2 separate regions of the Homo sapiens genome follow, and region 1 is linked to region 2. Evidence: read pairs that join two places in POLR2A ChIA-PET (ENCODE). Cell type or tissue: A673. All regions are shown on one strand.

Region 1 (2,500 bases), 850 kb before region 2:
TGGAATAAATGGTATTAAAATTAGTACTTATCAGTCGGGCATGGTGGCTCACGCCTGTAATCCCAGCACTTTGGGAAGCCTAGGCAGATGGATCACCTGAGCTAAGGAGTTCGCGATCAGGCTGGTCAACATGGTGAAACCCCTTCTCTACTAAAAATATAAAAACTAGCTGGGCGTGGTGACGGGTACCCATAACCCCAGCTACTTGGGGGTCTGAAGCACGAGAATTGCTTGAACCCAGGAGGTGGAGGTTGCAGTGAGCCGAGATCTCGCCATTGCACTCCAGCCTGGGTGACAAGAGCAAAACTCCACCTCAAAAAGAAAAAAAAAAAAAAAAAATTAGTGCTTGTAAGTAGGTCAAAAAAATGGAAAGATGTCCCCAGTTACATCCATTCTTTTCCTCAGCTCATTCATTGCTATCTAATGAAGCAAACCTTATTGTTCCTCTTGCCACCATTATCGTCTTTTCATAAATAGGTTTTGTTGGTAACCAAAGAGAAAAATGGATGCTCAAAGTCTATTCTTAGTCATGATTTTGCCTTAAGGGATTTATCTTTAAGCCATGGTCTGTATCATTGTACTTCGATTGCATGTGAAGTGCGGAAAAATTTGTTACTAGTAATAAAGTAATCACGTTGGCCAGTGATAACATTTTTTTTTTTTTTGAGACGGAGTTTCACCCTTTGGTCCAGGCCCGAGTGAAGTGGTGCGATCTCGACTCCCTGAAACCTCCGCCCCCCGGGTTCAAGCGATTCTCCTCCCTCAGTAGCTGAGATTACAGGTGCCCGCCACCATGCCCAGCTAATTTTTTGTATTTTTCGTAGAGATGGGGTTTCACCATATTGGTCGGGCTGGTCTCAAACTCCTCAGACCACCGTGATCTACCCGCCTTGGCCTCCCAAAGTGCTGGGATTACAGGCGTGAGCCACCGAGCCCAGCCACAACAGTTCTTTTAATGCCCTGGGGATACATGAGCCAACAAGATTACTATGGCTTCTGCTGAAATGGAGGAGACATTAAGTAATAATGACAAAAGTGATTATTTAATTGCAATTATGGTAGTTGCCACAAAGTAAGAGTAGAACGTGCTATGAGAGCATATAATAGGATTTCTGATATGCTCATGCTCTGGGGTCAGGAAGAAGCTTCCCAAGGGACTTCGCAGTTAAGGCCTTAACAAGACTTGAGGGATGATTAGGACCTGCCTGGGACAAGCATTCAATAGAGAGCAGCCAGGGCGCTTGGGCAGGAAGGTGTTTGAAAATGTCTCAATTTAGTTCTTTCTAAACTATAAATGTGTAGCATATGGCCTTGGATAGGTTTAAAAGTTAGGAAGAGATAAATGCCTTAAGATCAACCCATTGGTTTAAAACAACAATATGCCAATAAACTGAGATGAATCTTCATCTGTTGACATTAGCACAGTGGTTCTCAACTAGGGACAGTTTTACTCCCTACTCCAGCCACATTTATCAGTGTCTGGAGACACTTTTGGTTGTCTCAGGGATTGTGGCTAAGGGGTTGCTACTGGTATCTAGAGAGAAGAGGCCAGGGAGGCAGCTAAGCCTCCTACAATATACAGGACAGCTCCCCAACGAAGAATGACCTGGCCCAAAATGTCTATAGTGCTGAGAGTGAGAAACCCTGCACTGGAGCCCTAAATTAGATGACAGTTTCTGCTGGACCATTCATTAAAGATTTCTTTAGTGACAGAAAGGATGCAGTGAAACAGAATACTAAGGTTCAGAATGAAGTACAAATATCTAATATAATAAAATAAATACCAGAAATCTTAACATGATCCTGGACTGCTTCCCTGGACCCTGAACTTCCCTTGACCTTGCAAAGGTTTATATTTTTTTCCTGGTTGTTTCTTTTGTCAATGCTTTGTCTCTCTCCTTTTTTTTTTTTTTTTTTTTTTAAGATGGAGTCTCACTGTGTTGCCCAGACTGGAGTGCAGTGGCACGATCTCGCCTAACCACAACCTCCACCTCCCAGGTTCAAGCGATTCTCCTGCCTCAGCCTCCCAAGTAGCTGGGATTACAGGCACATGCCACTATATCCGGCTAATTTTTTATATTTTTGGTAGAGATAGGGTTTCACCATGTTGGCCAGGCTGGTCTCGCACTCCTGACCTCAAATGATCCACCCGTCTTGGCCTCCCAAACTGCTGGGATTACAAGCGTGAGCCACCGTGCCCCCTCGTATTCCTTTGCTGTGTTATGGTCAAGTTGTTTTATATTTTATTTACTCACTGTTAATGATGACTTTTTTATAGTCTGTCATATCTGTATTTCGGATTTAGTTCCTTTTGTTAATCAAAAATTACAGTAATTTATGGAATAAATTATAGGTGGTACAGATACACATTAAATATCTTGCAATACATAGTGTTCCTTTTATTTTAAGAAGAACTGCAAGTACAGGTTTCTGAGTCAGATGTTCTGTTGGGAGGAGCTGTAAACATCATGCTCTTTTGAAACATTCTGTTATTAAATTA
Region 2 (2,500 bases):
GCTTTGCAGCCTGCTCCTTTTCCTCATGAACCTCATTCCACATCTACATATAAACATAATCTTATGACAACTTTTACTAAGTGAATAACATTTCATCGTGCCACTGCATTATAATTAATTTAATTCCTCACTGTTAAATGTTTGGGTTATTTCCACCTGTTTCACTACCTATTTCATACACAATGCTATGGTAAATCAGCTTGCAACTCAATCTTTGTGGAAATGCCAGATCATCGTGTGCAATGCTTTGTAGGGTGGCAGAGTTTGAGAGCCCATCCCCCTACACCTTTCCCACAGAAGACAGGGACCAAGAAGTAGAATCGGAGTCAGAGGTGCGGGCAGCATTGGCACATAAAATGTTACTCAATGAAGAAATCGGGTGGCTGTCTATCCAACCCAAAGATCAGTTAGAAGGTGCTCCTTCCAGGTTGGCTTTTAGAAATAGCCCAGCACCAGGGCCGGTGGAAAATACAACGCGGAGGCTATCTGCAGCCATTCAGTCCTGAGAAAAGAGTCCCTGCCAGGAAGTGGATCTTGCCTGTGTCTATGGAAACAAACGGCATAAGAAACTTACAGGAAATCCTGGCACTGGGTAAGAACTAGCAGGGTGATGCCCACATGAGAAGTTGCGCCTGGGAGGGCAAGGCAGACCAGGCCTGCCATGTGCAAAGACTCAGCCAAGAGCTATGTATGTACCTGGGGAGAGGCAGGCTTAAGCTAATGAAACAGGCTGGCCATGCCCCCAGCTGCATATGTGAAACCGGCCCTGAGTGCTGCTCTCTCTTATCTCCCCTTTATCTAGGCTTGGGGCATGGGAGGACAGAAAAAGTAGCCTGTAAGAGGATAAATTTCCCTTTACACCTGGCTAAGGCAGAGGGCTAGGATGGCATAAAGCTGCCTTGCTGAAATGTGAGAGCGCTGCCAGAGCCTGGCTTTGTGAAAAACCAGGAATGGCTGATAAGCACAGGCCAGACCTAACCCATGCAGAAACGGGGGCTTACAATGGATGGCACAGTCATCTTGGCCCCAGGAAGCACTAGTCAGCCCCAGATTCCCCAGGGATCTCAGTCTTAGGCGAGGCACTGAAGGGGACAGAGAAGACGGAGTCACAGGAGCCAGGCCCCAGCTGCTAGCTCAGCTGGGCCAATGAATAATTCAAAGGCTCCCAGCTCCTCTTCAGGAGAGGGCTTTTTGAATGTTGTAGGGGCTGCCTCTATTGTTTGCTGTGTTGGGAGAGAAGGGCTGAAAGAAAGGGAACTGGGGCTGAAACACCTTCGAGGCACAAAGAACAACTCCAGCTCTCCCATTCTCCCTAGGCCAGTGTTTCCTTTTTGGATTTCAAGGACCAGTAAAATCTTCCCTAACATTTTACTGACCATTTTTGAATTTTGCCCCCTTGTAAGTTTTAAAAAAGCAAACAGAACAACAACAACAAAAATAAATCTCTTATCACATTTATTTTGCAAAAATCGAAAATGTTAACCCCCATAAGAGGAGGACAGGCATCATTTAAAATAAGAGCTAGCTGGCCAGGCACAGTGGCTCACGTCTGTAATCCCAGCACTTACGGAGGCCAAGACGGGCAGATCACCTGAGTTCGGGAGTTCGAGACCAGCCTGACCAACATGGAAAAACCCCATCTCTACTAAAAATACAAAATCAGATGGACATGGTGGCACATGCTAGTCGGGAGGCTGAGGCAGGAGAATCGTTTGAACCCGGGAGGCGGAGGTTGTGGTGAGCCGAGATCGTACCATTGAACTCCAGCCTGGGGAACAAGACTCCATCTCAAAAATAAAAATAAAAATAAAAATAAATAAATAATAAAAAAATAAGAGCTAGTTTTTTTTTTCTTTTTGAGACGAAGTCTCGCACTGTCGCCTGGGCTGGAGTGCAGTGGCACCATCTTGGCTCACTGCAACCTCCGCCTCCCGGGTTTCAAAGGATTCTCCTGACTCCACCTCCGAAGTAGCTGGGACTACAGGTGCCTGCCGCCACGCCCAGCTAACTTTTTGTATCTTTAGTAGAGACGGGGTTCCACCATGTTGGCCAGGCTGGTCTTGAACTCCTGACCTCATGATTCACCCGCCTTGGCCTCCCAAGGTGCTAGGATTACAGTCATGAGCCACCGCGCCCAGCCAAAAGCTAGCTTTCTATGCAACAACACTATTGAAAATTAGAACTGACTAATGCCTAATGGTAACAATAGCTAATAACAATCGAAGTATTTATTTAGTATGTGTTAGGCGCTATGCAAAAGACAACCACTACTCGTGGGATCTCAGTGAATTTTCCCCAGGGGGCCATGACTAGTCTGCTGACTCTTACCACTCTACAGATGAGGAAACAGAGGGTCAAAAATGATTCACAAGTTATGAAACTAGCCAGCTGGACTCCAGAACCCAAGCATGTAACCACACTGCAATCCTGCCAAAGTACAGCCCTTGAGCTAAGACAATACCTGGGCCGGGCGCAGCAGCTCACGCCTGCAATCCCAGCA

What was found. Peaks named below come from ENCODE experiments on the same cell type or tissue, not always from the same donor. Only the 100,000 strongest peaks of a DNase experiment are listed, where the experiment ranks them.
Region 1: POLR2A ChIA-PET joins it to region 2 with 6 read pairs; 1 of 35 experiments calls an interaction of 5 or more read pairs at or near these places.

Annotation. Positions count from the first base shown.
Region 1 is chr9:129,975,324-129,977,823 of GRCh38, reverse strand. The region is part of intron 4 of FNBP1 (formin binding protein 1); the gene reads left to right. Among named protein-coding and RNA genes, the nearest start is that of FNBP1, 67 kb to the left of the region's middle. In A673, no CTCF peak of the experiment used is centred here; a DNase peak (open chromatin) is centred at 1,093; H3K27ac peaks cover 668 bases.
Region 2 is chr9:129,125,507-129,128,006 of GRCh38, reverse strand. The region is part of intron 3 of PTPA (protein phosphatase 2 phosphatase activator); the gene reads right to left. Among named protein-coding and RNA genes, the nearest start is that of PTPA, 15 kb to the right of the region's middle. RefSeq lists an enhancer at 239-1,161. In A673, no CTCF peak of the experiment used is centred here; a DNase peak (open chromatin) is centred at 1,076; H3K27ac peaks cover 1,392 bases.